Linked DNA regions of Homo sapiens: region 2 is linked to region 1. Evidence: chromatin loops called from intact Hi-C (ENCODE). Cell type or tissue: CD4-positive, alpha-beta T cell. All regions are shown on one strand. Links, peaks and the distances in the headings refer to the core of each region. The heading gives the core; the rest is flanking DNA. Region 1 holds the start of C19orf67 (chromosome 19 open reading frame 67). Region 2 holds the start of NDUFB7 (NADH:ubiquinone oxidoreductase subunit B7).

Region 1 (11,770 bases), core at 1,256-9,255:
TGTCCGGGCACAGTGGCTCATGCCTGTAATCCCAGCACTTTGGGAGGCCGAGGTGGGTGGATCATGAGGTCAGGAGTTCAAGATCAGCCTGGCCAAGATGATGAAACCCTGTCTCTACTAAAAATATAAAAAAAAATTAGCTGGGCGTGGTGGTGGGTGCCTGTAATCCTAGCTATTCAGGAGGCTGAGGCAGAGGATTGCTTACACCTGGGAGGCGGAGGGTGCAGTGAGCCAAGATCGTGCCACTGCACTCCAGCCTGGGTGACAAAGTGAGACTCTGTCTCAAAAAAAAATCTTTGTGTGTGTGTGGAGATGAGGGTATGCACTTTGTTGGCCAGGTTGGCCTCGAACTCCCAGCCAAGCAATTCTGCCTGGGATTACAAGCGTGAGCCACCATGCCTGGCCTCAAATATTGTTGAATGGCTAGCAGTTAAGTCCTTGGGTTTATAAGCATTTCCTCAACTGTCCTCCCAAGTCCCCATAAGACAAAAAACTCATAAAATCCCACCTTACAGAAGAGGCAGCTGGCCCGGCACAGAGATGCTGTCTGCCCCGGGTCACACAGGGTGGCATCTGACACCTGTCTGAGTTCTTCACTCAGAGTCTTTAAATATAATTAGCGTATTTGACATAATGTACATTAAAAACTATAAACCTGTCAGCCTTTGTCTACTGCAAAGAATCCACTACAAATATTGGGGCAGGGATCTGTTCTTGGACCATAGTAGTGTCTCCAGACCTCATGGTCCTCTTCATTAAAACAACAGAAAATTCCTTCTGGGCCATCAGATGAGACCATGAGATAGAAGATTTCCAAGTGAAGATTTTGTTTCAAGACAGAGTCTTGCTCTGTCACTCAGGCTAGAGTGTACTGGTGCAATCATAACTGTGGTGACAGCCTCGAACTTTTGGGTACAAGTGATTCTCATGCCTCAGACAACACCCAACTAATATTTTGGTTTTTGTATAGACAGGGTCTTGCTATGTGGCTTAGGCTGGTCTTGAACTCCTGGCCTCAAGCAGTCCTCCCGCTTCAGCCTCCTAAAGTGTCAGGATTACAGACATGAGCCACCAAGTCCAGCCTGAAGATTTTTAAAAATTATTGTTAGTAGTAGTCGCCAGAGTTACTACATCCAAAGTCCCTACTAAGTTCTAAGTAGTCCCTACTAAGTTCTAAGGCAGTTTCTCAACTCATTAGAGTTGTTTTTTGTTTTTAAAGAAAAAAAGAGGCTGGGCACTTTAGGAGACCGACACGGGAGGATCGCTTGAGTCCAGGAGTTTGAGACCAACCTGGGCAACATGGGCCCCCATCTCTAAAAATTTTAAATTAAAAAAATGTTTTAACAACAAAAAGCGTTCTGGGAGTGAGGGGCTGGGGCCTGGGCGGCCTCATTCCATATACCTGTGCCGGGTTGAGGGGTTGGAGACACGTTTAGAGACCCCTCCACTCTAGGAATCCACCTCGAGAGATAAAGGTCCCGGCCCTAGCCACACCCCCAGGACACGGCCAGAGGCCACCTCCCTAGGCGGGTCCCTCCCCACCGCCAGGTTCCTGGAGCGCGTGCGGCGCGTGTGCAGGGGTAGGGGGCCGCAGGCGCGCGGACTGGAGAGGCGCGCCCCTCCCGCGTGTTGAAATTCAAAAGAGGCGAACGGCCCCCGGCGCGGCGGCGCGGCTCCGGTGGAGAGGTCAAGGCAGGGGCCAGTCGGAGGCTCCCGGGGCGGGGTCGAACCCGCGGCCAACCTGAGCAGCAGCGGAAGCTTAAAGAGCTCAGGTTCCCGCCCCCCGGCCCTACCATGGCTACAGAGCAGTGGTTCGAGGGGTCGCTCCCCCTGGACCCTGGAGAAACACCGCCTCCAGACGCCTTGGAACCTGGGACGCCGCCCTGCGGAGACCCCTCCAGGTCGACGCCCCCTGGCAGGCCTGGGAACCCATCTGAGCCGGATCCTGAAGATGCCGAGGGGCGGCTGGCTGAGGCCCGGGCCTCCACGTCTTCCCCCAAACCTCTGGTCCCCCGGCCTGGGCCAGCACCTCCCCGCCTATCCCTGGACACTTTGTTCAGCCCCATCACCCAACAGCTGCGCTACCTACTGAAGAAGGCAGATGATTTCCAGAGCTACTTGCTCTACAGGTGATGCTGGACAGGGTCCCAGGTCCCCATGGGTAAGGAGACTTGGAGGGGAGGCGACAGGATGGGTGACACACACCAGGGTCGCAAAATTACAAGCGCTAGGAGCCAGAGGGAGACAGTGGAAGAAGCTAGCATATTAGAATCCAGTTTAAGAGAATGAGGAAGACTGTAGAATTGCGGGTAGGGGATGGCTGCTATTACTGTCGTGGCAGTGTGGGCCTGGGGTTGTCAAGTCTCTAGGACTTTTTCTCCCAGTTTTTAAGTGCTGTCTTACATTTTGAGCCCTGTGCTGGCTAAACAAGACCCACCTGAGCCAAACTTGGCCTGCAGGACATCAGTTTGAGACTCCAAAGGATAATGTGATTCCCAGACCAGGTTTCCCTGTGACTCTCAATTTCAGTGTCCATTGGAATTTCCTAGGAGGCTGGGTTGGGTTTTGTTTGCGTGTTTGTTTTTGAGATGGAGTCTCACTCTGTCGCCCAGGCTGGAGTGCAGTGGTGCAATCTCAGCTCACTGCAACCTCCGCCTCCCGGATTGAAGCAATTCTCTGCCTCAGCCTCCCGAGTAGCTGGGATTACAGGCGCCCACCAACATGTGTTGCCCGGCTAATTTTTTTCTTTTCTTAGTAGAGACAGAGTTTCACCATCTTGGCCAGACTGGTCTTGAGCTCCTGACCTCATGATCCACCCGCCTTGGCCTCCCAAAGTGCTGGAATTACAGACGTGAGCCACCGCGCCTACCCGAGGCTGGGTTTTTTTGTTTTGTTTTGTTGTTATGTGTTTTTTTGAAATGGAGTCTTGCTCTGTCACCTAGGCTGGAGTGCAGTGGGGCGAACTCAGCTCACTGCAACCTCCGCCTCCCAGGTTCGAGGGATTCTCATGAGGCTGTTTTTTTTTTTTTAATGAGACAGGGTCTCGCTCTGTCACCCAAGCTGGAGTGCAGTGGGGCAGTCATAGCTCACTGCACCCTCGAACTCCTGGTCTCAAGCAATCTTCCCACCTCCACCTCCTGGGTAACTGGGACTACAGGTGCCACCATGCCCAGCTAATTATTTTTGTGTAGAGATGGGTTCTTGCTATGTTGCCTAGGCTTGTCTGGAACTCCTGGCCTCAAGCAATCCTCCAGCCTCAGCCTCCCAAAACTCTAGGATTGCAGGCGTGAGCCACTGCGCCCAGACCCTGCAGGAAGCTCTGGGTCCTAAGTGTTGTGAGACTCAGGTGTCAGCACTTTAACAAGTGTTCCAAATGGGTTTGATGCAGGTAAACCAGAAAGATGTTCAGAAAAGACCTGAAACTGGGGGCTTTTCTAATGGGTCAAAGCCAGGGATACAGGTTGGGATTGAGTAGAATGGGGAAAACTGCGGGGTGGGGAGGGGTTGTGAGGGATTCCAGGCAAAGGCCCCCTTCTTCCTTCAGCAGAGACCAAGTACAGAAGGAGCAGCTGGCCAAGGCCATGCCCACCTTCTTACAGATGTGTGAGCCCTACTTCCTGTACCTGGAGGCAGCCGCGAGAAGCATACCCCCCATCTATGGACCCCTGCAGGAGCTGGTCCGAAAGGGGGTGTGTGGAGGTTTCTTAGACCCCACGCCCCTTTCTTCTCGCAGCTCTGAGCCTGTGGGGATGGTGGAGGGGGAGGCCCACTCCTCGCAGGCCAGCTGATCTCACTGTACCCCCCTCTTGTATGCAGCTGTTAGAGATCTCCCAACAGCTGACCCTGCGCCTGGAACAGCTGGTCCTCATGTACGCTTCCTTTGGGTTCGTGGACCTGGAGGAGATGAACCCCCTTAGGTAAAATGGTAGGAGACTCAGATGGGGGGATGAAGGAGTCCAAGGCCCAGCCTCACCCCTCCATTCTCTCATGTCTCGCCAGCATCTCCTGTTTCTTTTGCGGGAGGTTCTCCATCAGCCTGTCCCATGAGGTCTCCATCTTCAGATACTGTGCCCCAACCGCCTACACTGCCAGCCGCTTCCCCCGCTACCTCTATAAGAAGATGCGCTGGCACCTGGAAGCCACCCCAGAGGCCCCTGGTCGGGGACAAGATTCCCTTGTGGATTAGTAAGTCCTCTTACCCAAATCAAAGTCCTCCCCTTTCTATGATGAATGCCAATATGACCCTCCAAACCGTCACCAGCAAAGTGAAAAGTGAGCCAGGGCCCGAGGCAGTGGCTCACGCCTGTAATCCCAACACTTTGGGAGGCCGAGGCAGGAGGATCACTTGAGCTCAAGAGTTTGAGATCAGCCTGGGCAAGATGGCAAGACCCTGTCTCAACAACAAAGAAATTCGCCAGGCGTGATGGCTGGCACCTGTAGTCCCAGCTACTTGGGAGGCTTAGGCAGGAGGAGCACTTGAGCCCAGGAATCAAGGCTACGGTGAGCTGTGATTGTGCCACTGCACTCCACCCTGAGTGGAAGCAATAATCTGTCTCTTAAAAAAAAAAAAAAGTGAACCAGGAAACTAAAGGCTTTTGAAAGGCTACCTCTATTTTCTTAAAACCCACCCTCCCACCAAAATAAAAGTTCTCATCTTAAAAGTAGGCTGGCAGGGAGAAAAGGCCTTGGAGTCACATTCCTACCTGAGAACTTCAGGGCAACTTCTGATGAGTTCCCACCTCAACTCCAAAATTAAAGCCCTCAACAGAAGTAGCTAGGAAGCTGATCACTTCTAATTACAGCTCCCTCCCCTCCTAGCTACTTTCTGTGCTATCGAGATACTTGGGAAGACACAGGCCAGAGTCCAGCCAATTCGTGCCCACAGATCCAGAAGCTGTGGTCCATCGGCCGATGGGTGCCCCTAGGACCAGCCGAGGATGACCTTTATTCATGGTAGGAGCTAGGGCAATAGCAACGTGGGCCTGGGAGCTGGAGGGGGAGGCAGAACCCCACCAAAGACAATCCACCTTCCCAAACACTTTGCTTCCCTTAGTAGTGATAGCATTTTATTGTGCCCTGAAAAGCACTTCATGCAGACCCCAGTAACAACCCATGGAGATCTATGCTATTGGCCCCATTTAACAAAGAAAACAGGGTGCTCAGAGAAGTTGTTACCTGCCCAAGGACACACAGCTAGCAGAGCGAATGGACAGGTCAGGACCAGTTATTCAGCCTCTAGGAGCCATTACTAAGTCTCTGATCAACAAGGAAACAAGTTTCCCCCGGGGGTTTTTCCCACCCGCAGCTGAAACAAAGCCTCTTTCACCTGAGCCTCTCACTCAAAGGGAGGGACTCCCGAGGGGCAGGGGGCACTCAAGTCCAGGCCTGTCTATCCCTGGCCCCCCCACCCCAGGATTTTGTGCCCGCAGCCGCTTGGGGACTACCAGCAGCTGCTGACCATCGGCTTCGAGGAGCCCACGCCCACGCTGGCCACCGACCTGCTGGTGCAGATCCTCACGGGCCAGGCAGGCCAGGCCCGGCCTCCGAGCGCAGCCGGGCCTGCGGGGTGGGCAGCGCAGGGGTCTTGAACCTGGGGAAGAGGGTAGGAGCTGGAACTTGACAGTTCCAAACTCCAGAATAGGGGGCAGGGGAGGGGCTCACTCGTTCTCGCAGTGCAGCCCGGCCTCGCCTTCCAAAGGGCCAGGCCGAGCTGACCTGTCTGCACCGAGTCCGGCTTGGCCGTGGGGCCCTGAATGCGGACACGTCAGTTTTGTGTTAAATAAAAGAAAGAAAGAGGTCACAGGCTCAGCGTCCGCTGCGAATGCCGCGCCCCTCCCCCGGGGGATTGCCCCACCCACTCGCGTGGCCTTCTGGGAAATGTAGTCTTTTGAAAGAAGCCTGGAATTCGCCAATAGGCGGACGAGAGTTTGGCGCATGCGCATAGGCGCACATGAAGCAAAAAGGGAAGTGGTGCCCGTCAACACCGGAACCCAGAAAACTGCAAGTTTAGGGTACCGGGGAAATTCAACGTCCACTGGAGGAAGAGACTTAAGGCTACGCCCACTCCCATATTTTGACCCGGAAGTTATTTATTTTAGCGTAGAAGACTACTTTTCCCGACGCGCCCCAGGAAAGTGCCCTCGATCAGTTTCCTAAGGGCCCGAGTTAGACTTTTTTTTTCTCTTCCAGCTTTTGGGACTTGGGGGCCGGACAGGTCGTCGTCTTTCTTGGGGTATCCGGGGTGCGGACAAGGTGGGAGAGCCCTACGGTATCCAAGCTTAGGATCTCTCAGCCTCTCTCTAATCTCGGACTGGAGAGGAGACCCTGGCTGAGAGAAATGAACTCACCTGCTCAAAGCTCCTGCGAGCAAGTGGCGGACCTTGGACCTGAACCGGGTACTTGTGATCGCAACCCGGTACTTGTGGCCCGTTGCAAGGAGGAAGGGTGTCCTCCTGAGCCAGGTGTCACTCAGCTGCGGGTTATACCCCTTTAATCCAAGAGGGACCCTTTTGGTTCTCCTCCCCTCCCCTCCCCTCCCCCCGCCCCCGGCAGCATTTTCATAGAGGAGACACCCAGAGCCCTGCCCTTATTTATGATTTTGAGCAAAGCACCTACCTTCCAGTCCCTGGCACATAGTATTAGCCTCCATTTCCAGATGATAAAAAAGGACGTTAGAGGTGAAATGAATCAATATTGAATGCCAACACTAGTTTCGCTCTTGTCGCCCAGGCTGGAGTACAATGGCATGATCTCGGCTCACTGCAACCTCCGCTTCCCAGGCTCAAGTGATTTTCTTGCCTCAGCCCCACGAGTAGCTGGGATTACAGGCTGATGCCACCAGGCCCAGCTAGTTTTTGTATTTCTAGTAGAGACGGGGTTTCGCCATGTTGGCCAGGCTGGTCTCCAACTCCTGACCTCAGGTGATCCGCTCGCCTCTGCCTCCCAAAGTGCTGGGATTACAGGCGTGAGCCACCGCGCCCGGCCACTATTGCTCTTCCATGGGTATTTCTGGTGACAATTTCTGACTGCATCAAGGATGTTTTTTAGTCCACAGCTGTGGTCTGAATGACATCAAGGAAATCCTGATGCTCCCTGATACCGCTTTGAGGGAGTCCCTGTGAGTTTTCCTGTGGCTCTAAGATGTTTTTCGGGGGGAGGGAAGGGTCTTGCTCTGTCACCCAGGCTGGAGTGCAATGGCGCAATCCTGGAACCTCCAACTTCTGCAAACTCTAACTCCTGGGTTCAAGTGATCCTCCCACTTCGGCCTCCTAAGCAGCTGGGAGTACAGGCAGCGACGATGCCCCTATTTTATTATTATTATTATATTATTATTATTATTGTAGAGAAGGGGGGGGTTCTTCCTATGTTGACCAGGCTGGTCTCGAACTCCTGGCTTAAGCTATCCTCCCGCTTCGGCCTCCCAAAGTGCTGGGATTACAGGCATGAGCCACCCTGCCCGGCCTTTAAGATTCTTTAGACTCGTGGGGTCCAATGGAAATATCAAGTGAGCTGCAAACGCAAATCACGTATGTAGTTTCAAATTTTCTAGTAACCACATAAAAAAATTAAGAGGTTAGGGCCAGGCGCCGTGGCTCATGCCTATAATCCCAGCACTTTGGGAAGCTGAGGCAGGCGGATCACGAGGTCAGGAGATTGAGACCATCCTGGCTAACACGGTGAAACCCCGTCTCTACTAAAAATACAAAAAATTAGCCGGGCGTGGTGGCAGGCGCCTGTAGTCCCAGCCATTCGGGAGGCTGAGGCAGGAGAATGGCGTGAACCCGGGAGGTGGATCTTGCAGTGAGCCGAGATCGCACCACTGCATTCCAGCCTGGGTGACACAGCGAGACTCCGTCTCAAAAAAAAATAAAAAATAAAAAATTAAGAGGTTAGATTCATTTTCGTGATATTTTATTTAACCTGTTATACCCAAAATATTATTTCAATGTATAATCCATGTAAAAAAATTATTGAGGTATTTTCCTTTTTTGTACTGTCTTAGAAATCTTGGCCGGACATGGTGGCTCATGCCCATAATCCCAGCACTTTGGGAGGCCGAGACAGGTGGGTCACTTGAGGTCACGAGTTCGAGACCAGCCTGGCCAACATGGCAAAATCCTGTCTCTACTAAAAATGCAAAAAAAAAAAACAAAAAAAAAAAAGGTGGGTGTGGTGGTGGGCGCCTGTGATCCCAGCTATTCAAGAGGCTGAGCCAGGAGACTCGCTTAAATCTGGGAGATGGAGGTTGCAGTGAGCCGAGATCGCACCACTACACTCCAGCCTGCGCAACAGAGCGAGACTCCATCTGAAAAAAAAAAAAAAAAGCCAGATGCAGTGGCTCACACCTGTAATCCCAGCACTTTGGGAGGCCGAGGCAGGCAGATCATGAGGTCAGGAGTTTGAGACCAGCCTGGCCAACATGGCGAAACCCCATCTCTACTAAAACTACAAAAATTAGCCGGGCATGGTGGCAGGTGCTGGTAATCTCAGCTACTCTGGAGGCTGAGGCAGGAGAACCGCTTGAGCCCAGGAGATGGAGGTTGCAGTGAGCCGAGATCGTGCCATTGCACTCCAGCCTGGGCAACAAGAGCAAGACTCCATCTCAAAAAAAAAAAAAAAAAAAAAAAGGAAAAGAAATCTAGCATTTCACATTTACAACATATCTCAATTCAGACTAGCCACAAGCAGCTCTAGACGGTCTCCTTTAAGTCAAATCCACTGTCTCTTAAGACAGGGTTTCGGGTGGGTGGTGACAGTACAGTACTGGAAGGGGAAGGAAACAAGCTTTGTTTCCTGGGTCCTGTTGCTGAGCAGCTTTCTACACCCTTGATTCTCAAACTTCCTAGTGTGCATCAGAATCACATGGAGAGTTTGATCATTAAGTCTGGGATGAGACCCAAGAAAGTGCTTTTTTTTCTCTCTCTCTTTTTTTTTTTTGGTAGAGACTTTGTCTTGCTATATTGCCCACACTGGTCTTGAACTCCCAGACTCAAGCAATTATCCCACCTCAGCCTCCCAAAGTGCTGTGATTATAGGCATGAGCCACCACACCTGGCCCCTGGAAGGCGCATGTCTAGCAATTCCCCAAGCATTGCGGATACTGCTGGTCCTGGTGCCACTACATTGAGAACTGCTGGTTTATATTTACTTCATGGTTCTCAGACTCAGCTGTATATTGTAATCACCTGGGAGCTTCAAAAAATACTGATGTCAAGCCCTTCCCCCATTCTGATTTACTTGACATATGGGGGCCTCAGTTGAGTTTAATATTCAGAAAAGTTAGAGAATCCCTCATCTATACTTAAGTAGTCCTGTCCACTCTTTTTTTTTTGGAGATGGAGTCTCGCTCTGTCACCCAGGCTGGAGTACAGTGGTGCAATCTCAGGGCTCACTGCAACCTCTGCCTCCTGGGTTCAAGTGATTCTCCTGCCTCAGTCTCTTGAGTAGCTTGGACTACAGGCATGCGCCACCATGCCTGGCTAATTTCTTGATTTTTAGTAGAGATGGGGTTTCTCCATGTTGGCCAGGCTGATCTCGAACTCCTGACCTCAGGTGATCCACTCGCCTTAGCCTCCCAAAGTGCTGGGATTACAGGCATGAGCCACTGCACCAGGCCTAATTTTTGTATTTTTAGTGGAGATGGGTTTTCACCATGTTGGCCAGGCTGGTCTCAAACTCCTGACCTCAGGTGATCCACCCACCTTGGCCTCCCAAAGTGCTGGGATTACAGGCATGAGCCACCATGCCCGGCCCCTGTCCACTCATGACATACTTAGTTCTTGGCTCCCCTGCTGGAAATTAAGACCAGCCTCTAGGTGTTTCCATTTTCCACCTTCCCAGGCTCTCTCCGCCTTTCTCTACATAGCTCCCACAGTCACAGTGAAGTATGCTGAGGATGGGGTCACTGGGCTGAGGATGGGGTCAGCTGATGAGCCCTTCATGGGCTGAGCTGCTCTTGGGTGCAGCCTTGTATCAGCATGACCTCTCTGTATTTTATGCATATGGATTTCACTAGACATTTGATGCCCCTATACAAGAGACAGAGTTGGACAGAGCCAAGAATTTGTTTTTGTTTAAGACAGAGTTTCGCTCTGTCACCCAGGCTGGAGTGCAGTGACACGATCTCAAGAGCCAAGAGTTGAAACAGCGATTCTAAAATGTTCCTGGGTTGGGTGTGGTGGTTCACACCTGTAGTCCCAGCTACTCAGGAGGCTGAGGCAGGAGGATCACTTGAGCCCAGGAGATCAAGGTTACAGTAAGCTGTGATCATGCCACTGCACTGCAGCCTGCGTGACAGAACAAGACTTGTCTCCAAAATTGAAAACATTTTTAAATTTAAACTTCCTGGGTCTCCCCTTTTCTGGTCTTAGTGAATTTTTTTTTTTTCTTAGGTTACAGATCTCACTCTCACCCAGGCTGGAGTGCAGTGGTTCAATCATAGCTCACTGTAGCCTCAACCTCCCAGGCTCAGGCGATCTCCTGCTAAGCTTCCAGAGTAGCTGGGACCACAGGCACATGCCACCACACCCGGTTAATTTTTTGTAGAGATGGGGTGGGGCAGTGTCTCGCTATGTTGCCCAAGCTGGTCTTGAACTCCTGGGATCAAGCAATCCTCCTGCCTTGGCCTCCCAAAGTGCTAGAATTACAGGCATGAGTCACCATGTCTGGTCCTCAGTGCACTTCTTTTTTTTTTTTTTAATATGGAGTCTTGTTCTGTCACCCAGGCTAGAGTGCAGTGGTGCAATCTCGGGTCATTGCAACCTCCACCTCCCGGGTTCACGCCATTCTCCTGCCTCAGCCTCCTGAGTAGCTGGGACTACAGGCACCCACCACCACGCCCGGCTAATTTTTTTTTTTTTTTTTGTATTTTTAGTAGAGATGGGGTTTCACCATATTAGCCAGGATGGTCTTGATCTCCTGACCTCGTGATCCACCTGCTTTGGCCTCCCAAAGTGCTGGGATTACAGGCGTGAGCCACCGCGCCAGGCCCTCAGTGCACTTCTAAGACACTGTAAAAATAGTCCCAGAATGTTAACTGTGCAGATACAGTTTTAGAGACAATTTAGGGTGTTCACCCACCCTCTTGAACCCCCATCCAGGGGAGAGAAATTAACCAGAGCTTGCAAATTGACAGCCACAGGCCCTATTGCAAACAGTTGTTGCTTGCCAACTTCCTTCCTTCCTCTCCTCCCGCACAACTTTAAAAGTTTTTTCTAGGCAGGGCGCCTAGAAAAAACTGGGAGGCTGAGGCCGGCAGATCACTTGAGGCCAGGAGTTCAAGACCAGCCTGGACAACATGGTGAAAACCCATCTCTACTAAAAATACAATAAATTAGCCGGTGTGGTGATGTGCACCTGTAATTCCAGCTACTCGGGAGGCTTAGGCAGGAGAATTGCTTGAGCCCAGGAGGCAAAGGTTGTAGTGAGCTGAGATCGCACCACTGCACTCCAGCCTGGGTGACAGAGCAAAACTGTCTCAAAAAAAAAAAAAAGTTTTTCCTAAATAGTCACAATCATAAAAATGCAGATTTCTCTCTTAAAAGCCAGGTTTCAGTTGCCTTTTTTATTTTTTTGAGGCAGAGTCTCACTGTGTCACCCAGGCTGGAGTGCAGTGGCCCGTTCTTGGCTCACTGCAACCTCCGCCTCCTGGGTTCAAGTGATTCTCATGCCTCAGCCTCCTGAGTAGCTGGATTACAGACATGCACCACCACGCCCGGCTAATATTTTGTATTTTTAGTAGAGACGGGGTTTCACCGTGTTGGCCAGGCTC
Region 2 (11,770 bases), core at 3,344-11,343, 490 kb before region 1:
TTGCAATAAAGAGGAGGATCAGGCTGGGCATGGTGACACACGCCTGGAATCCCAGCACTTTGGGAGGCTGAGGCAGGTGGATTACCTGAGGTCGGGAGTTCAAGAACAGCCTGACCAATATGATGAACAACCAGCCTGGGTAAGGTAGGGAGACCCTGCCTCTACAAAATTAATGAAATATCCCTCTGATATTTATCATATCACAGGGTTTACGCACTGTGATATTAATGAAAAAATTAACCAGGCATGTTGGTACACACCTATAGTCCTAGCTACTCAGGAGGCTGAGGTAGGAGGATCCCTTGAGCCCAGGAATTCAAGGCTGCAATGAGCTGTGATTGTGCCACTGCACTCTGGCGTGGGCAACAAAGTGAGACCCTGTCTCAAAAAAATAAAATAAAAATAAAATTCCAGACCATCCCTTCTCATCCACTCTGTCTGCCATTTTTCCCCTTAACCATTGTCACAGTCTTATCATATCTCACATTGCACATACCTCACTTCCTAATCTTGTTCTCTGCCTGTCTTCCACCTATTAGCAGCTCAACTCCATGAGGGCAGGGATTTGTGTCTGTCTTGTTCACTGCCTGCCACACGGTAGGTGCTCAATGAATGTTTGTTGAATGAGTGAGTGACCTCCTGCCTGCCAAGCCCTGTCTAAGGCCACCCCTAAAGCCCCGCCCCTCCAGGCTCTCTCATCCCTCCAATACCAGCCAGCCACTCTCAATGCACACAGCATCAAACGCTGGGTGTCAGTAGCACTCCTGCCTGGATTAAAGACAAGTGTTCTGTCTGCCCCATAAGCAGAAGCGGGGCTTGCCCTGGGAGTCTTCTGCTGAGGCCTCACTGACCTTGTTTTTCCTCCTTCCCTGAAACTGAATCCCCCAGAGCATCTGGTCTCCCAACCAGCAGACTGTGGCAAGGTGCAGACACCACTCAGAATTTCCTTCCCCACCTCAGGTCCCACGTGGGCCCTCTGAGGCTGCTCTGCTCACAGAGTGCGAATGCAGCCCCTTCTGGAGCAGACCAGATGGGGCAGGACAGGAGAGCAAGGGAAGGAAGAAAGGGGAGAGGCGGGGAACTGTGGCCAATAAACCGGGTCCTGGCCAGGTGCGGTGGCTCATGCCTGTAATCCCACCACTTTGGGAGGCCGAGGCGGGAAGATCACCTGAGGTCAGGAGTTCGAGATCAGCCTGGCCAACATGGTGAAATCCCATCTCTACTAAAAATACAAAAATTAGCCAGGAGTGGTGGCGGGCGCCTGTAATCCCAGCTACTCAGGGGGCTGAGGCAGGAGAATTGCTTGAACCCTGGAGGCCGAGATTGCAGTGAGCCGAGATCTCACCACTGCACTCCAGCCTGGGTGACAGAGCAAGACTCCGTCTCAAAGAAAAAAAAAAAAAAAACAGGTCCCCTGGGAGCGGTGGGCAAGGGACACAGGAAGGTCTCCTTGGTGGGTGGTTGATAAAGAAAAAAACAGGAAGGATACAGATGATGGGTGATGGAGGCCCCCACATGCTGCCTAAAATCACCCTCACCCAAATATTGATACAGGAGATAGAAAGACATTATTTAGGCAGCTAGTGAGGGTAAGAGAGTCCTTGTCAGAGCTTCCCTTTTAACAAAAAGCAGCCCAGGCTGGGCTCAGTGGCTCACGCCTGTAATCCCAACACTTTGGGAGGCGGAGGCAGGCGGATCACCTGAGGTCAGAAGTTCGAGACCAGCTTGACCAACATAGCGAAACCCCGTCTCTACTAAAAAAAAAAAATACATATATATATATATATATATATATATATATATATATATATATACACACACAAAAATACAAAAAATTAGCCAGGCATGGTAGCGGGTGCCTATAATCCCAGGTACTCAGGAGGCTGAGGCAGGAAAATCACTTGAACCCGGGAGGCGGAGGCTGCAGCAAGCCAAGATTGCGCCATTGCACTCCAGCCTGGGCAACAAGAGCAAAACTCCAGCTCAAAGAAAACAAACAAACACACAAAAAAAACAGCCCAAGAAATTATTTATTTTTAACAACGAGCATCCTGAGAAATTGAGCTGCAAACATAGATAAGCAAGCTGGAAGCTTGCATGAGAAAATGCCAGCAGCTGTGCCAATAGAAAAGGGCTACCTGAGGGCCAGGCATGTTCAACATGGAGTCTCCATCTTCCCTTTTATTATCACGTGTACAGTAAAAAATAAATAAATAGATAAAAAATAAACGGGCATGATGGTGCAGGCCAGGCAGAGAACCTACCTACATAATGAAAGATTAAGGTGGGGGGACTTCCAGAAATTCGCGCCCTATGCAAATGGCACACCTAGTCCTAAACAGTTTTTGCGCCCTATGCAAATAGCACACCTGGCCCAACCAATCTTTCAAGCCCTATGTAAATCAGACACTGCCTGCTCACCAAGCATCTATAAAACGCCCTGCATTTCACCTCAAAACCAGCAACCTGTTCAGGACCCCTCTCTCTGCAGCAGAGACAGGTATTCTTTCACCTGTTAAACTTTCACTCTTGGCCAGGCGCAGTAGCTCACGCCTGTAATCCCAGCACTTTGGAAGGCCGAGGCGGGTGGGTCATTTGAGGTCAGGAGGTCCTGGCCAGCGTGGTGAAACCTCATCTCTACTAAAAATACAAAAAATTAGCCAGGTGTGGTGGCACACACCTGTAATCTCAGCTACTCAGAGGCTGAGGCACGAGAATCACTTGAACCCAGGAGGCAGAGGTTGCAGTGATCTGAGATCCTGCCATTACACTCCAGCCTGGGCAACAGAGCAAGACTCCATCTCAAAAAATAAGTAAATAGGCCAGGAGGGTGACTCACACCTGTAATCCCAGCTACCTGGGAGGCTGAGACAGGAATTACTTGAACCCAGGAGGTGAAGGTTGCAGTGAACCGAGATTGTGCCACTGCACTCCGGCCTGGGTGACAGAGCAAGACTCCATCTCAAAAAAATAAATAAATAAATATAAACTTCCTCTCTTAACCTCACTCCTTGTGTGTCCACGTCCTTGATTTCCTCCGCTGTAAGACAACGAATCTCAGTTATCACCCCAGACAATGGCCCTTTCAGTATCATTCCCCCCAGGTCCCCAGTGCTCGGTAAGGCTAGGCCAGGCTGAACCATTTGAGTCCTGGAAGTTTAGAATGGAATGGGCCACATGCCTCCACGCCCAACCCCAGTCATCCCTGGCTTGAATCCCTTCAGCCTCTGGTGAAATGACTGGTCACAGTAGCCTCCTTTGTTTGGCTTTCTAGCGCCAGACTGTGACCTGGATGAAAGAAACAATAGTGAGCATGTATTGAGCACCTACTGGATGCCAGGCACTAAGCACTTTTGATGCAACCATCTGATTCTTCCACCTTCTCTATTTATTTATTCCTGTGTTTATTCAACAAATTATTTATTTTATTGTATTGTTCTGTATTTATTTTCAGAGACAGGGTCTTGCTCTGTTGACCAGGCTGGAGTGCAGTGGCATGATCATTGCTCACTGCAGCCTCAACCTCCTGGGCTCAAGCGATCCTCCCACTTCAGCCTCCCAAGTAGCTGGGACTACAGGTGCATGCCACCAGCCCGGCTAATTTTTTTATTTTTTTGTAGAGACAGGGGTCTCCCTATATTGCCCAGGCTGGTCTCAAAGTCCTGTTCTCAAGTGATCCTTCTGCCTCCGCCTCCCAAAGCCGTGTAATTACAGTCGTTAGCCACCGCACCCAGTCTATTCAACAAATATTTTCTAAGCATCTACTGCACGCCAGTTCTGTTCTAGGTGCAGTAATATGGCAGTGAACAAGACAGACAAAATTCCCTGCTTCACAGAGCTGAGTTGAGAGAAGAGACCAATAATAAACAAAATAAATAAGGCAAATGGATCGCAGTTTAAATGGTGCTAAGTGCGAAGGAGGAAAATAAAGGTCCAGCATGATGGCTCACGCCTGTAATCCCAGCACTTTGGGAGGCCAAGGCAGGTGGTTTGCTTGAGCCCAAGAGGTTGAGATCAGCCTGGGCAACATGGCAAAACCTCATCTCTACAAAAATACAAATATTAGCTGGGCGTAGTGGCACGCACGTGGAATCCCAGCTACTCGGGAGGCTGAGGCAGGAGGGTCGCCTGAGCCCAGGAGGCAGAGGCTGCAGTGAGCCGAGATCATGACACTGCACTCCAGCCTGGGTAATAGAGCAAGACCCTGTCTTGAAAAAATAAAAAAATAAAGCCAGGAAAGGGGTGGAATCCATCAGGAGGAGGGGAGCCCTCGCTGGCTGGGAACATTATGAGATAGGTATTACAAACCTCATCTTACAGATGAGTAAACTCAGTCTGCGAGAAATGAAGTCACTTCTGGGGGTCACACAGGGAAAGTGAGCTAGTACTGTAATTTGCCTCTCTGGACTCCCTTTGAGCTCTGACCTCTGGGTGAGCAGCTGAAGCACAGAGAAAGGAAGATTAAGGAGACACGCCCAGAACACGTCAGGGTTACTGGATGCAGCTGTGCAGGCTGTGCACGGCACAACTCCAGAAGCACCATTCATAGAGATCACAATGTGAATGCTGCCCCCTTGAGTCTAGAAGGGCACAAGAATCACAGATTAATGTGGTGGCCTGGAGATAGGGACAGGTCACACAGGTAGCCCTGGAAAGAAGGTCTCAGCTGGACGCAGTGGTTCAAGCCTGTAATCCCTGCACTTTGGGAGGCCGAAGCGGGTGGATCACCTGAGGTCAGGAGTTCAAGACCAGCCTAGCCAACATGATGAAACTCCGTCTCTACTAAAAATACAAAAAAATTATTTGGGAGGCCAAGGCGGGCGGATCACAAGGTCAGGAGATCAAGACTATCCTGGCTAACACGGTGAAACCCCGTCTCTACTAAAAATACAAAAAAAGTAGCCGGGCGTGGTGGCGGGCGCTTGTAGTCCCAGCTACTCGGCAGGCTGAGGCAGGAGAATGGCGTGAACCCGGGAGGCGGAGCTTGCAGTGAGCCGAGATTGCGCCACTGCACTCCAGCCTGGGCAACGGAGCAAGACTCCGTCTCAAAAAAAAAAAAAAAAAAATTAGCTGGCCGTGATGGCACCCACCTGTAATCCCAGCTACTTAGGAGGCTAAGGCAGGAGAATCGCTTGAAACCAGAAGGCGGAGGTTGCGGTGAGCCGAGATCACACCACTGCACTCCAGCCTGGGCAACAAGAGTGAAACTCTGTCTCAAAAAAAAAAAAAAAAAAGAAAGAAAAAGAAAAGTCTCTATTGCCAGTTGTCTATTCTCAATAGCTTGCTTTTTTCACTTAATATATCAGCAGCCACTTCCCCATGTCAACACATAAAGATCTAGTTGAGTAATTCTCCCAAAGCTGGTCACTAGACCAGCAACATCACATCACCTGGGAATTTTTATAGACAGGGTCTCACTCTGTTGCCTAGGCTGGAGTGCAGTGATGGGATCACGGCTCACTGCAGCCTGGAACTCCTGGGCTCAAGTTATCCTCCTGCCTCAGCCTCCCGAGTAGCTGGGACTACAAGCGTGCACCACCACACCCAGCTTTTTTTTTTTTTTTTTTTTTTGTAGAGATAGAGTCTCCCTATATTGCCCAGGCTGGTCTCAAACTCCTGAGTTCAGGCGATCCTCCCATCTCAGCTTCCCAAAGCTCTGAGATTACAGGTGTGAGCCACTGCCCTGGCCCATATTTTTTTTTTTCCATTAGACTGTTTTTCTGTTCCATTAGACTGTAAGCTTGAAAGACAGGAACCACGTCTGCCTTTCTGTCTGACCACTGGACCCAGCATACCATACAGTAGATGCCTAATACATGCTTTGTCAGACTGGGGAAAAATATATATTAGATATTAATATTAGATATTAATATATTTTAAAATTGTATAAAGATTGCATATATATATATAATTTATTTGAAATTTCAGCTTTAAATAATTGTTTTTGACCAGGCACAGTGGCTTACGCCCATAATCCCAACACTTTGAGAGGCTGAGGCGGGAGGATCCCTGGAGCCCAAGAGTTCAAGGTTGCAGTGAGCTATGATTGTGCCACTGTGCTCCAGCCTGGGCGACAGAATGAGACCCTATCTCAAAAAATAATAATATAATAATAACTGTATTTATGAATAACTTTTATTTAAATTAAATTTATCAAAATCTTTCTTGGACAGGCACTGTGGCTCATGCCCGTAATCCCAGCAATTTGGGAGGCTGAGGCGGGGGAATCACTTGAGGTCAGGGGTTCGAGACCAGCCTGGCCAACTGGCGAAACCCCGTCTCTACTAAAAATACAAAAATTAGCTGGGGGTGGTGGCGGGCGCCTGTAATCCCAGCTACTCAGGAGGCTGAGGCAAGAGAATTTGAGCCCAGGAGGTGGAGGCTGCAGTGAGCCGAGATCGCGCCAATACACTCCAGTCTGGGCGACAGGTACTGTGTCTCCAAAAACAAAAAATTCTTAAAGTGACTTTATGCAAAATTACATACATTAACGATATAATAGATATCGTGCCTTTTTTAAGAGAAATTTGAATGTTTTCAAAGAAAAAACTTTTTGGAAAATGATATGAAAAATAATTTTAATATGTGCTTTAGCCTCGGGCTACCAGAAGAGCCCCAGATAGGGTCGAGGGAGGCCTCAGTCCCACACCGTCCCCTTCTGCCCCGCCCAGATGGATTTCCAGGCTCAGGGAAGTCCCCTCTCGGGTCCAACCATATCCTGCGAAGAGACACAGCACCTGTCCCGCCTCCGCCTGTCCGCGAGGTGACGCCAGGCGGACCGGAGCGATCCTCTGGAGTCCTTCATCTCTATGATCTCCGCAGCTGCCTAAATGACCCGGAAGCTGTGTCTGACTGAGGGGTCAGTGGTTCCGGGTAGGAGCTAGGTGACCCTCGGCTGCTGCAGGGATCTGCAGCGACTGCAGCCATGGGGGCCCACCTGGTCCGGCGCTACCTGGGCGATGCCTCGGTGGAGCCCGACCCCCTGCAGATGCCAACCTTCCCGCCAGACTACGGCTTCCCCGAACGCAAGGAGCGCGGTGAGGCCCAGTGCGCAGGCGCAGCCAGAGGGCGTGGGGCGCGGGTGCCTGAACACCTGGCACCCCAGGGCTGGCACCCCAGGGCTGGGCTCTAACCTCAGGTGTTGTATCTGGGTTTGGGTCTAGACTAGGAGTCCACAGGACGTGCATGACCCCACCTCAGTGTGGAGGCGTTCCAGCCCAAGGGCACGGCTTGAGCAAAAGCCAGGGAGCAAAAGTGAGGCGACAAGTGGGGGTTCGGGCAGGAATGCGACGCGCAGAGCTGGGTCGAGTCTTTTTTTTTTTTCTTTTGAGACGGAGTCTCGCTTTTTCTTTCAGGCTGGAGTGCAGTGGCTTGGTCTCGATTCACTGGCAGCCTCCACCTCCCGGGTTCAAGCGATTCTCCTGCCTCAGCCTCGCGAGTAGCTGTGATTACAGATGTGTACCACCATGCCCAGCTACTTTTTTGTATTGTTAGTAGAGACGGGGTTTCTCCTTGTTGGCCAGGCTGCTCTTGAACTCCTGACCTCAAGTGATCCGCCCGCCTCGGCCTCCCCAAGTGCTGGGATCGCAGAAGTCAGTCACCACGCCCGGCCTCGGGCCAAGTCTTGGGGGACGTGGGGAGTCATGGGAGGGCAGGGACACGTTCATTGTACCCCCTTCCTGATGTCACTGCAATTGTGGGGTATGCACAAGGAAATAAGGAAGATTCGAGCTGCAAATACTGTCCTGCAAAGTGCTTTGTTTTGCTTTGAGACGGGATCTTGCTCTGTTGCCCAGGCTGAGTGTAGTGGCACAATCACAGCTCATTGCATCCTCGACCTCCTGGGCTCAAATGATCCTCCCGCCTCAGCCTCCCGAGTAGCTGGGACTACAGGAGCGCCCCAGGATGCCAGACTGATTTTTTATTTTTTGTAGAGTTGGGGGTCTTGCTGTGTTGCCCAGGCTGGTCTCAAACTCCTGGGCTCAAACGATCCTTCTGCCCAGCCTCCCAAAGTGCTGGGATTGAAGATGTGAGCCACTACGCCCAGGATGGTTTTTTGGTTCGTGTGTTTGTTTTTGCTTTTAATGTAGTAATATCACAGGCATACCGAGCACCAGCTCTGGGCCACGTCCCACATTAGGCACCGCGGATACAGCAGGGAACTGGAGGGATGCAGGCACTGTCTCCAGAGAACTCAGCACAGTGGGAAAGATTGTGGAATCAGGCAGAGCTGGGGGTGTCAAAGCAGGCTTCCAAGAGGCAGTGGCTGGAAACAAAGACGTGAAGGGTGGCCGGTCGTGGTGGCTCATGCCTGTAATCCCAGCACTTTGGGAGGCTAAGGCGGGCAGATCACCTGGGGTCAGGAGTTTGAGACCAGCCTGGCCAACATGGTGAAACACCATCTCTACTAAAAATATAAAAATTGAGGCCGGGCATGGTGTCTCACACCCATAATCCCAGCACTTTGGGAGGCCGAGGCGGGCAGATCACGAGGTCAGGGGATTGAGACCATCCTGGCCAATGTGGTGAAACCCTGTCTCTACTAAAAATACAAAAATTAGCCAGGGGCGTGGTGGTGCACACCTGTAGTCCCAGCTACTCAGGAGGCTGAGGCAGGAGAATCGCTTGAACCCAGGAGGCAGAGGTTATAGTGAGCCGAGATCACACCACTGCACTCCAGCCTGGGCGACAGAGCAAGACTCCATCTCAAAAACAAAATACAAAAATTAAGCCGGGCACGGTGGCTTATGCCTGTAATCCCAGCACTTTGGGAGGCCAAGGCCGGTGGATCACCTGAGGTCAGGAGTTTGAGACCAGCCTGGCCAACATGGTGAAACCCCGTCTCTACTCTACTAAAAATACAAAAATTAGCCAGGTGTGGTGGCGCATGCCTGTAATCCCAGCTGTCTGGGAGGCTGAGGCAGGAGAATTGGCTGGAACCCAGGAGGCAGAGGTTGCAGTGAACCAAGGTCAGGCCACCACACTCCAGCCTGGGTGACAGAGCGAGACTGTCTGAAAAAACAAAACAAAACAAAACAAAGATGTGAAGGGGCATGAGTAGGGGTTGACCAAAGAGAGGTGGCAGAGCCAAGCTTCTAAGCAGAGGAGGGACACAATCAGTTTTGGTTGGTCAAAAGGTCACACTGTCTACTGAGTGGGCGACAAGCTTGAGACAGAGACCTCTAAGCAGCCTGGATTTGAGAGAAAGTTGGGAGATGGTATAATCACTCCAGTGTCCACACTCCGGGTAGTCCTTCCGCCCCAGCTGAACCTGCAGTTCATTGGTCCGTCCACCTTCCTCCCACTGCCTCACATACCTTGCTTTCCCCAAGATCAGCTTTGCAAACGCTAGCAACCTGCTGCCCTTCTCTCTTGCTTACTCTGGATAAACTCACCTCTTTCCCTTCCTTGGTGCCTATCCCCGTGCAACTGAACATAATGGGGGGCGGGGAGATAAGAAAAAAACAGCTCTAAGCCAGGCAAAATGGCTCATGCCTGTAATCCCAACGGTTTGGGAGGCAAAGGCAGGAGGATTGCTCAAGGCCAGAAGTTCAAGAACAGCCTGGGCAACATAGCAAGGCCCTGTCTCTACAATTTTTTATTTTTATTTTTTAATTAGCTGGGTGTGGTGGCGCATTCCTGCAGTCCCTGCTGACCGGTCTCCCGATTGGTACTCCAGTGGACTCTTTATGGTGCCTGGCCTTTCTCTTACCTCCCGGATCCTTCACTCTCTCCCTCCCTCCTAGATCACTGTCCCCTGCCCTCTCTTTCCTCCTTTCCACCCCCTTTCAGCCAGTCACTTTGCTCACTGCAACATCTGCCTTCCCGGTTCAAGCGATTCTCCCGCCTCAGCCTCCCGAGTAGCTGGGATTACAGGTGCGTGCCACCACACCTGACTCATTTTTGTATTTTTAGTAGAGACAGGGTTTTACCATGTTGGCCAGGCTGATCTCGAACTTCTGACCTCAAGTGATCCACCTGCCTCGGCCTCCCAAAGTGCTGGGTTTACAGGCGTGAGCCACCGCGCCTGGCCCATATTTATTTATTTGTTTGTAGAGATGGGCTCTCGCTCTGTTGCTTAGGCTGGAGTGCAGTGGGGTGGTTATCACCCACTGCAGCCTCAAACTCCTGGGTTCAAGCGATCCTCCCGAGTAGCTCTGGATACTCCGTGTGCACTACCGTGCAAAGATAATTTTATTTTTTTCTGGACATGGGATCTTTCTGTGCTCCCCAGGCTGGTCTCCCTAATACTTAAGCACTGCCAGACACGCTGTGGTGCTCTGTCTTCTGTCTGTTCTGTGTCTCCCTCTGAGGGCAGGGACACTTGTGTGTTGTGTTGCCTGCTGTATCCCCACCACTAAGCACACAGTAGGCAGTCTAAAGTCCTTGCTGCTAGCTGATTATAAGTTCAAGACAAAAGAGGGAGGAGTCTAGGATTGCCACCTGGAGCTCCAAGTGCAGATAGGGAACAGCCAGGGGCTGCAGGTGATACCCAGGCCTGGGGCTCAAGCGAGGTGTGGGGTGGAGGGACCACATCGGGCTCATCTACATACGGGGCGGCAGCAGAGAAAAAGGCTCTCAGGCCGGGCACAGTGGCTCACACCTGTAATCCCAGCACTTTGGGAGGCCAAGGTGGGTGGATCACCTGAGGTCAGGAGTTCAAGACCAGCCTGACTAACATGGCGAAACCCCATCTCTACTAAAAATACAAAAATTAGTCGGGCATGGTGGCAGGCGCCTGTAGTTCCAGCTACTCAGGAAGCTGAGGCAGGAGAATTGCTTGAACCTGGGAGACAGGGGTTGCAGTGAGCTGAGATCTTGCCACTGCCCTCCAGCCTGGGTGACAGAGTGAGACTCCATCTCAAAAGAAAAGAAAAAGGCTCCCAGAACAAAGCGTAAGGTAAGGCAGCCATAGAGATGGGAGGAAACCTGGGGAGGAGGGATGTGGGAGGAGCCACAGGAAAGAAGGAAGCGGGAGGCTGGGGTCCTGGGCTGTTGGGTGGCCCTGTGAGAGCCCGTGTCTGGGCAGTGAGGGGGTAGGGCAGAAGCCAGGGAATGGGACAAGGGGCAGGAGAGGAGGACCTGGGCCTCAGTGGGATGAGAGAATCGCAGCTGGGAAGCAAAGGGGAGAGAAGCCAGCAGGGGACGACTGCCATTGAGATGTGAATATATCTCGTCTCACTTGCGCAGATGGGAAGGAGCTGGGACCGAGAAAGATGTGGTGGACGTCAGGAGGGCTAGGGAGGCTGGGTCTGAGGGAGGCGGTGGGGAACGAGTGCAGGATCGCCAGGCACAGGCTCCGGGGTGAGTGTCCAGGATTCCTCATGCTCCCATCGGCCCCCTCCTGAAGGTTGATTTGTCCGGAGTCAGGTTTGCTAGGTGAGTGGGGCACCGGGACCCAGATACTAGTCCAGCTGTCTTCTGAGCCCACGCCTAAGTACCTTACAGGTACTGTTAGCTCAGTGGATGCTCGGGTAACTTCCATGACCGGATGGTCAGTTCTGAGGCTGAGAGAGAGGCCACGCCGCCGGCCAGTGCAGAGCTGGGCCTTGGGTGGGTTGCAGACAAGAAAGGCTGGGAGTGCTGCCTGGAGCCCCAGGTGCAGGTGGAGGGGCTGAGGGTTACTCTGGGAGAAGGTGGATTCTGAACTCGGACTCTGGAGAGCGGGGCTGTAGAGAGCTGGGGACGGGCATCCCTGTGGGAGGGGAGGCAAGGATCCGGCACGGGATGTTGAGGTGCCTCAGGGTGATGGGGAGCCACCTTCTCCTGT

Evidence for each region. Peaks named below come from ENCODE experiments on the same cell type or tissue, not always from the same donor. Only the 100,000 strongest peaks of a DNase experiment are listed, where the experiment ranks them.
Region 2: it touches region 1 in a loop (6-fold over the local background); 2 of 110 quality-filtered maps call a loop at or near these places.

Annotation. Positions count from the first base shown.
Region 1 is chr19:14,075,652-14,087,421 of GRCh38, reverse strand. It overlaps C19orf67 (chromosome 19 open reading frame 67), which reads left to right and starts at 1,639. Exons shown (of 6, transcript NM_001277378.2): 1 at 1,639-2,129; 2 at 3,545-3,689; 3 at 3,817-3,917; 4 at 4,000-4,185; 5 at 4,819-4,953; 6 at 5,414-5,798. The coding sequence starts at 1,795. The coding sequence ends at 5,588. RefSeq lists enhancers at 5,352-5,411, 5,672-5,961. In CD4-positive, alpha-beta T cell, for the core only: no CTCF peak of the experiment used is centred there; DNase peaks (open chromatin) are centred at 5,311, 5,951, 7,201, 8,851 and 1 weaker place; H3K4me3 peaks cover 1,780 bases; H3K27ac peaks cover 1,030 bases.
Region 2 is chr19:14,567,156-14,578,925 of GRCh38, reverse strand. It overlaps NDUFB7 (NADH:ubiquinone oxidoreductase subunit B7), which reads left to right and starts at 6,860. Exons shown (of 3, transcript NM_004146.6): 1 at 6,860-7,037. The coding sequence starts at 6,926. RefSeq lists an enhancer at 6,639-6,928. In CD4-positive, alpha-beta T cell, for the core only: CTCF peaks have their summits at 4,574 (motif pointing left), 6,516 and 6,721 (motif pointing right); DNase peaks (open chromatin) are centred at 4,535 and 6,765; H3K4me3 peaks cover 1,271 bases; H3K27ac peaks cover 881 bases.